Regions from separate parts of the Homo sapiens genome. Here region 2 is linked to region 1. Evidence: chromatin loops called from intact Hi-C (ENCODE). Cell type or tissue: PC-3. All regions are shown on one strand. Each heading gives the region's core, and the rest is flanking DNA. Links, peaks and the distances in the headings are about the cores only. Region 1 holds the start of SHANK2 (SH3 and multiple ankyrin repeat domains 2). Region 2 has its middle 77 kb from the start of SHANK2.

Region 1 (2,500 bases), core at 1-2,500:
GTATCACCCGGGTACAAAGTTTTCGTTTGCTCTGCAAACGTTTTGATGTGCAGGCAGCCTCTATTTCCAAATCCTATTATTATAAATACTCTGTGGCGGGAGCCAGCTGCGTTCGGGATAACCGTGCAGACCGAACCGGACTTTACAAAAATCAGGGACTTTCTCGTCCGCCGGCTTTGGCCAGGGAGGGGGAGGTCCGTGAGCCACGCAGCCCGGGGCGGGGCAGAGGCGGCCAGGGCGCCCCGCGGTCTCCCGGGGTTGCCACAACAGACCCCACGCGCACGCCCGAGCCGCAGCCGCGGGCGGGAGCGGGGTCGGGGCGGGGGACTGAGGTCCGCGGCGTGGGCGGGGGTGGGGGTCCAGGTCGGGTCGCCCGCGGGTCCTGGGCCGCACGCGTCCTTTCGGCGGCGAGAGGGCCCCTCCCCCACCCTCGCCGGAGCCAGCTCCCGCGCCGGGCGGGGCCGGGTCCTTCCCCACCCCCTGCACCTGAGCCGCGGCGGCGGCTCCTGAGCTCCGGCGGGGCTGGGCGCGGCGCCGCTCGGGTTCCCGCGGCCGATCCAGGTGTGCGCGGACGCTGGCGCTCCCGGGGGGCTCGGACCCGCCCCCGACTCGCCGAGCCAGGTGAGGCGGCGGCCGGGGACGCAGGGCGCGGGCCGGGGAGGACGGGAGGTGGCCCTTGGGCACCCGATCCTGCTCACTGACGGCATTTTGGGGGCATCTCGATTCCGGGAGCACCAACTACCGGGTAAGCGCAGTCCTGGACCCAGAGAGGCTGGAGAGGTGGGCGCTGGGGGGAGTGAGCCGCGTGTCCAGGTGGGGGTCGATTTTCCGTAGAGAGCCCTTCCCCCTGCATGCCTTTCTTCCCGGGCAGGGGCCGGTGTCGAAAGCTTTGGAAGCGGCGTGGGGGCAGAGCGCAGGAAGGAGCCCCCGCTTTATCTCCTGCGCGCATGGACCACGTAGTCTCTGGCGCGTCCTGCCCCTTCCTCTGGAACAGCGCGTGTGGCGCGACCTCCCCCGCTCTCCCGGGGTCTCCTTGCCCCGGGTCACCGCCCGCCAGCCCTAGGACCCGGGCCAGCGAGCCCAGCGGAGGAGCCGGCGCGGGGCCGCCAGGTGGCGCGCGGGGGCGGAGACCCGAACCGTGGCCGCCAGGTCCCCCGAGACCCCGCTGCGGTCACCCTGGCCCTGCACGCAGAGCTCCCATCCAGGCGCGCGCGGCGGCAGCAGCAGCTGTCGCGGAGAGGCCGGGGCCGGCGCGCCTGGTGCGGGCCCGGGGGTGGCGGGTCGGGCGCCCAGGTCCCGGGGGTCGCGCTGAGCCACAGCCGGGTGCCCGACCCCGGCCCGCCGTGCTCACCAGCTGGGATAGGGAGACCCGGCGGGCGCAGCCCGGCCGCCACCGTCCGTGAATTATGCAGGAAGCTGGCACCGGCGCGCTCGAGTTGATCAAGTTTCCCTGGCAACTTTCGCCCGGGCATCCCTCCTCCCCGGCGGCCGGGCAGCTCCGCCCGCCCAGCCCGCGGCCCAGGCGCCTCCACCGGGTGGCCCCGGCCCCGGGCGCCAGGCGCGGGGACCGCTCCCAGAGACGCCGACAGCGCACTCGTCACTTGGGCTGGAGCCGCCGGACTGAGCCAGCAGGTGCGACCACCGCAGCGGGCCTCGCCGCCCGGGTTCGGGGGGATGCGGGGGCTGGGGTGGACCTCGCCGCCAGGGTTCTGGGGCTTGGCGTGGGGGTGCAGCGCGGCGCCCTCCAGGCGGGTCTGCGTGCGGACACCCTGCTCGAGGTGGGTGGGCGCGTGGGCGAGGCTTGCCTTTCCGTGGGGCTGGAGCACCCAGAGGGAGAAAGGGTGGTGCAGGTGACCGTGGGTTTTCGCAGCCGATCTTTTAAAGGGGCTCGGGGCGCCTGGAACTGAGAAGGCGCTCGAGCCAGGCAGGTGAGGGGTGGGTGGTGGGGGGGTCAGGCGAAAGTACGTAAGGCTCTCGGGGGCTGGCAGCTGCTGGCAGGGGCCTGGGCGTCCTCAGAGGCCATCCGAAAATAAAGTGGTTTTCGGGTGGAAATTCGAGGTTGTAAATTGGATAGTTGAGTGACCTCTTTTTCGTTTGAAACTCAAGTTCGAACGTTAATGAGGCCAATCAGCTAATTAAGCTTCCAGATCCAGAGAGGTAATTTCGGAAGTCCCCCGGTGGGGGAGGGCGATTTGATCTCTATCTGGGATGTGGGCCTCGGTTTTGCCGACCCAGCCACAAGGGAAGTTCTGCGCCCCTGGAAAAGGACCTGGCAGATTCAGCCTTAACCCCGGTGCCCTGCGGTCCGCATCACATAGTTAGTGACGCCCTTCTGTGCACTAGGAACCGAGCCTGGTGCCCCAGAGGGTTCAGCAGGTCCAGAACAGCCCCGGGCCGATTGCTTTTGGAGTTTTCCAACTACTTGTGGGTTGGAAACAAGGTTGAGGGTCCTAATAGGGTTGAGCCTGTGGGGGTGGAGTGAGGAGAGCGAGCTCGGCCC
Region 2 (6,628 bases), core at 2,503-5,002, 77 kb before region 1:
TTATTTTGAGTTGATTATGCACTTATGATCCATTGTAATATATGCATGTGATATGCAGATTTATGCACACACTTTGGAATGTGAAACTGCATAATCTTCTACCTTGCCCTTCTAAATCTCTTTGGCAAAGGCAGGGTTTGCATCGGGGTGCGTTTCAACACCAAATTGAGCTTGAATAAAGAGATTAGCGAAAAGGGAGAGGCGGGCCCATCACTTGCTATCTCATTTCAGCTACAGTTTTATGGATCTATCTTCAGGATCAAGCTGCAATGCTTTTAATGTCCCTCATGCAGGCCAAGCATCTGGGGAAGTGCTGGATGGTCCCACCTGCCGCTGTGGCTGGGGCTACAGCTGTGGCCTCTATGGCCAGTGCCCAGGGTGCCCATCAGGCCTGATTCCTGCCCAAGCACCCTCAAGGCAATGAGCCCTGAAAAGATGGGAGCCCTTTTGTCCTGTGGCTTGGGCAGGTTTGCAATATGTGGGAAGAGGAGTAGGGTGGAGACACTTAGCATGAGGTTGGAGGCGGCCCCAGGATTTGCACTGAATCAAGCGTCTGCCTGGTCCTCCCAGGATGTGGGCTGGGAAGAGGCAGTTTTCTCTGCTCTGGTGTCCCCAGGCTGAGCCAAAACTCAGAAGCAGGAGGAAAGCTGGACTGGCCATCTGCTGATGGCACAGCCCCAGCCTCATACCCCCAAGTCTATGAGTGCAGCCCTGGAGACTCATCTGTAGCCCCTTGTCATGAAAGGGCTCCCAGCAAGGCTTAGCATAGGAAGTAGGAGGAGCCTTTGGGTGAGTAAGCCCCCATTCTCCTTCTACAGGAGGGGAACCCCGTCAGGGAGGGGCAGCGGCCGAGGCATGCAGGGTCACCCTAGAAGCTGGCCCCTGACTCTGAACTCATGCTCCATTGCTGCTGCCACCCTGCCTGTTTCTTCACAGATATTTGAGTTCTCTGCCCTGCCCCCACCTCAGGTGCCCCAGGCATTGGTGGCCAACCTTCTGTGCAGTACTGGGTGGCTGGTCCTGGCACCCTTGCTGTTTGCCCTTCCCATTCTGGCCAAATCCCAGCTCTTTCCTGAATGCCCCTATCCAGGGAACACCAGCAGGAATGCCCCTTGGTCCTCAGGGACCTGCCTTAGCCTCGGATCCAGGAGGCTTTTTTGTTTTCCCAGTGTCTGCCGGCCTCAGGTGAGTCTGTAGGCACCTCCAGGCCTCAGTGTTTTCCCCTTTAATGCTGAGAGAATCATCCCCATATCCAAGAGATGATATTAGAGAAATGTCATAGCTCCTGCCCAGCACATAGCTGGTGTTCATGAAATAAATGGTGGGAGCAGCTTTTCTCTCCAGTTAGATCAGTGGTGTGAACATTTCAGGGGTTATGAAAATGTTAAGAATCTGATGAGAGGAACTGACCTTCCTCCCAGGAAAATGCACATGTGCATTCATAGAAAAATTAGATGGAGTGTCATGGGTTCCTCAGTCATTCATCTCCATCAATCTTTGTTCAAGCAGTGAGAACCCCGGCACAGCCCGGTCCATCAGAGCCTCCAGGTCACTGTGCATACTCCCCAGAGACTCTGACCCACATGGGAAGGAGGGGCTGGATCCAGGAGTGAGCTGCACAGGGAAGAAAGAAGCCTTCAGAGAACAGAGCACCTGGTCCACCCACCTCACCTGCCTCAGGTCCCTACCCAGGGAGACGCCACAGGTGCTTCTGGGGATCAGGGAGGGGTAATCCCTCCATTCTCTCCATCTGAGGGGCCTTGTGTGGCTAGACCAAGGTGATGGGAGCTGCTCTGCAAAATTTGCCTCTTCGTGGGACCTCTCCCAGCACAATTTAAATATCCGGAACTGGACATCATCAGACTTCCCAAGAAACACACAAGAAAGCCCACCGTTGCCTACTCACTTATTTTAAATGCTGTGATGCTCTGCCTCACAATCAGAGATTCCATTTTTTCACCAATGCATTATTTCCTTGGCCATTGGTGGCTGTGTTGAGAATTAGATTTCTCATGAGTGTTTCTCAGATTGAAAAATGCTTCATGATGAAGTAAAGTATGCAAGTAACCTAGAGGTATGTCCATGGTCATGAGACGTCCTTGTCAGCCGTTTGCCCCTCTGCTGCCTGTGGAGGCCTCTGACGTCACGTGTGCGTGGGCACCTGGCTCTGTCCTCTCCAACCTTCAGCGTGGAGGTGGGGAAGGGGCACCAAGTGGGAGCTGAGCCAAGGCAGCAGCAGGCTGGGCTCAAGAAAGAGGTGGGGGGAGGAGGACAGGCCCCCGGACCTCACTGTGACACCACAGAATCGAGTGGCTGGCCCACCTCTGGCTGTCATTTTAGAATTCTGTTTCTTCAGTGTGTACTGAGGCCGGCAGAAATGCACAGGCCTGGTCACGCAGGAAGTCACCTCTCCCACGTGTGCTTTACCCATCAAACATCCAGCCAGCCCCAGTCCATGCCAGGCATTTTTCTAGGCGTTTGGAGCATAACAGAGTTCAAGGGGACCGATTCCTGCCCTAACAATATGTCTGATGGATAAGAACTGACCTGGAGAAGAGGTCAGTTTCCTAACGAATAGGTCACTGTCAAAGGGTGGTAACATGGAGAAGGAAGGAAAGTGGCAATCAGGGACCTGGGATGAGTGTTGGGAGCAGACGACACGTTTAGATAGAGTGGTCTGGGACGGCCACCTTGAGAAGGTGATGTATGAGTCAAGGCGAGGAGGTGGCATGGGGAAGAACATTTCAGACACAGGAATGGCTGATGCAAAGACTCCAGGGCAGATGGGTACATGGGTGGGGAGTCTGGGGAAGGGCAAGGAAGACTGTGGGGCTGGAGCTGAGCAAGTGATGGGGGGAGAAGGAGACAAGGCCAGGCAGGGAATGCAAGGAATGGGGTTTCTGCAGTTGGGGCAGGTCCAGTGGGCCTTTTTAAGGGCTTTGGCTTTTATTCAAGGAGAAATGGGGAGCCCTCTAGGGTTTTGAACAGAGTCACATGCTGTGACCCACCCTCTAAAGCAGGGGTAATGATCCCCGGCCTTTTAGGACCCTGGCTGCACAGCAGGAGGTGAGCAGCAGGCAAGTAAGCATTCCGGCCTGACCTCTGCCTCCAGTCAGATCAGCTGCAGCATTAGATTCTCATAGGAGCATAAACCCTATTGTGAACTGCACATGTGAGGGATCTAGGTTCCCCACTCCTTATGAGAATCTAATGCCTGATGATCTGTCACTGTCTCCCATCACCCCCAGATGGGACCATCTAGTTGCAGGAAAACAAGCTCACAGCACCCACTGATTCTACATGATGGTGAGTTGTGTAATTTCATTATAGCACAATAATAATAACAAAAATAAAGTGCACAATAAAGGTAATGTGCTTGAATCATCCCAAAAAGATCCCCCCTGCATCCCCGCCCTCCCTGTCTGTGGAAACATTGTCTTCCATGAAACCAGTCCCTGGTGTCACAAAGGATGGGGGCCACTGCTCTAAAGGATCACACCAGGATCTGTGCCGCACAGAACCTCTAAGCACTCAAGAGTGGAAGCAGGCAGACCAGAGAAGATGCTACTGCAACAATTAAGCACGATGACACAGCCACTCAGCCCGGGAGGTGGCAGTGGTGAGGCTGTGAAGTGTTCATGCTGGGATTTAGCTTCAAAGCAGAATTAACAGAATCGACTTTTTTTTTTTTTTTTTTTTTTTGGACAAGGTCTTGCTCTGTCACCCAGGCTGGAGTGCAGTGGGGCAATCACAGCTCACTGCAGCCTTGACCTCCCAGGCTCAAAGGGTCCTCCCACCTCAGCCTCCCCAGTAGCTAGGACCACAGGCCTGTGCCCACATGCCCGGCTTGTTGACATGTTTGATCTGGGTGTGAGACAGTGAGGGAGGCTGGTTTTAAACTGAGCAACGAACCCAAAGGTTGGAGGTGCCACCACCCAAGATGTAGCAGGATCCAGTGTGGCACCTTTGGCAGGAACAGTTAGGAGCTGGACTGAAAATACTGGCAGACATACATGCAGCCATGAGCTTTCAGGCCTATATAGCTGGAGTGCAGGAAGGTCTGGGCTGGGGGTGTGGGCACCTGGGTGGAACGAGAGACACGCCTGGAGCAGAGCAGCAAGGAAGGGACTGCAGGCAGAGAAAGAACATGTCCAGCTGGGCTGTTCCAGCCTTAAGAGGAAGATAGGAGCCAGGCGCAGTGGCTCATGCCTGTAATCCCAGCACTTTGGGAGGCCGAGGCAGGTGGATCATGAGGTCAGGAGATTGAGACCATCCTGGCTAACATGGTGAAACCTCATTTCTACTAAAAATACACACACACACACAAAATAATAATAGCCGGAGATAGTGGCACATGCCTGTAGTCCCAGCTACTCAGCAGGCAAGGGCAGGAGAATCACTTGAACCCAGGAGGCGGAGGTTGCAGTAAGCCGAAATTGCACCAGTGCACTCCAGCCTGGGCGACAGAGCAAGACTCCATCTCAAAGAAAATAAATAAATAAAAATTTAAAATTAAAAAAAAATGAGCTGGGCATTGTGGTACACACCTGAGGTTCCAGCTACTTAGGAGGCTGAGTTTGGAGGATCAGTTGAACCCAGGAATTCAAGGCTGCTGTAAGCCATGATTGCACCACTGCACTCCAACCTGGGCAACAAAGCAAGACCCCATCGTTCGCAAAAAAATAAAAACTAGCTGGATATGGTGGTGTACACCTAAGGTTCCAGCTACTCAGGAAGCTGAGATGGAAGAATCGCTTGAGCCCAGGAGTTTGAGGCTGCTGTGACCATGCCACTGCACCCTAGCCTGGGCGACAGAGCCCTGGAAGCCAACACCACAGAGGGAGGAGGGGGCACTACCCACACGTTCCTGGGGCCAACACGATGGGGACTGAGGACTGACCGTGCTTGGGCAATGCAGTGGTCACTCTGAGTGACCCTAATGAAAGCACTTTGGATGGGTTCCTCAGGTCCTCGAAACCACCATGTGAGCAGGGACCATCGCTACCAACATCTTACAGCTGAGGAAACAAACGCTCAGAAACACAGCCCAGCTCCCACAGCCAGGTGTACAGGCAAGCAGGGCCTGCAGAGGACGCCTGCTCACAAGATGGGGTTCAGAGCCCGCGTCCTGGGCAGTTCCTCATACACCGTGGTCAGGATGCACAGCCAAGTCCCAGGCGGTCCCCAGGATCTTGGTGCAGAGACCAAGTCCACCAGGCAGACTCAAAAGCAAAGTCAGGCTAATGACAGGGGCTGGGCCCAGAGCAAGGTGCTGGGAGCCGGGGCTGGACCAGAAGTCAGGCAGCTCGGCATGAACAGGGATTCAAACCTGTCTGTTCACTGGGGTGCAGACGTGCAGCCTGGGAGTGGGGACAGGGGTACATTGGTACAGTGCTATGAGGTGCCACCTGCACCAGGTGGAAGGGAGTGTTCATGCCAGGTCTCCAGAAGGACAGGGAGGAGGCCTTAGAGGCCACTGCCGGCTTCCTGCCTGCAACTGCTCTTGTCTGGAGACAGGAGAGACTGAACCATCCAGGGCAAGGGGGCTCAGGACCTGGACGTGCTAAGTTTAAAAGCCAGAGGCTGGAAAAACAGACCCAGACAATTTTGCAGATGGGTCCTCAGATGTGTTCTGTGTTTCTCTGCATCACACAGACCACAGCAGAAATGAGAGGCTTGGATGACAGGAGACCCTGTGTCCATCTGCACTTGGCCCCTGCCCTTGAGGCAGGCTCCATGCCTCCCCCAGGTGCGGTAGTTGAGTAAGGAAAGCAGTCTGCCAGCGTCGTGCGGCCCATGTGCCCAAACGTGCACATCTGCATTGACCCCATGAACACTGGAGTTGCATGGGCCCCAAGAGGGCATCATGCCTTCAGCCCACGTTTCTCCAAGCCTCAGGATATTATTGAAGTCTCTGGGCTGCAAGTAGGATGGCTGCCTGATTCACCTCCCAGCCTCCCCTGGGGTTGCTTCTTGGATGCCACATATCCACAGTCCACCGACTGGCCAGAGGAGGGCTGGGCGAAAGTGCAGCCACTTGTCTGCTGGACATCCCAGGAAGAGGACAGCCATGGCATTTAATACCCCAGACAAGCAAATCACCAGTAAGTGACAGATCTTCCTCCGTGGGGTTGGTGTTGGAAATGCTGAGAGGCATGGAATCTGGCGGTGGCTGGCTCCTCCGTGGCTCTGAGTTGACCAAGGAGAACCGGCCTCTGGAGTGGCAGTAAATCCAGGAGTGGGCTGTGCTGTTGACACCTTGGAAGGGTCTCCTGGGGCCGGGCCAACTGTAGGTGATTTGTAATTGAATGGTGCTGAAACTTGGAAGATCCTCACACTCAGCAAGGAAACACCACCTTCCTGGCCCTTCAAGCAACGTGAACTCAATTTGCCAAGCTTTTCCCTGAAGCAGCAGTGACGCTTCCTACCGAGTTGGACCTGGTGCAAACCTGTGGCCACCCGCAGGGGCTGTGAAGGCTCTGAAGGAAGAGGTCACCAGGACCAGGCTTGTTCTGGGGACAGATGAGGATGTGCCTAGTCCTGAAAGACTGAACATTGCTTCCCACGGCACCTGACCCCAGGGCACTCTTCCTAGTCCCATAGGATCCAGGCCCAGGCTGGCTTCCGC

Evidence for each region. Hi-C counts contacts between places; a loop is a spot of excess contacts. Peaks named below come from ENCODE experiments on the same cell type or tissue, not always from the same donor. Only the 100,000 strongest peaks of a DNase experiment are listed, where the experiment ranks them.
Region 2: a loop joins it to region 1, with 5 times the contacts of the local background. A loop is called at or near these places in 3 of 110 quality-filtered maps.

The regions. Positions count from the first base shown.
Region 1 is chr11:71,250,546-71,253,045 of GRCh38, reverse strand. SHANK2 (SH3 and multiple ankyrin repeat domains 2) reads left to right here and starts at 469. Exons shown (of 26, transcript NM_012309.5): 1 at 469-621. In PC-3, for the core only: a CTCF peak has its summit at 1,054; no DNase peak of the experiment used is centred there; H3K4me3 peaks cover 2,500 bases; H3K27ac peaks cover 1,080 bases.
Region 2 is chr11:71,326,126-71,332,753 of GRCh38, reverse strand. No RefSeq gene overlaps it. Among named protein-coding and RNA genes, the nearest start is that of SHANK2, 77 kb to the right of the region's middle. In PC-3, for the core only: a CTCF peak has its summit at 3,618 (motif pointing right); a DNase peak (open chromatin) is centred at 3,603.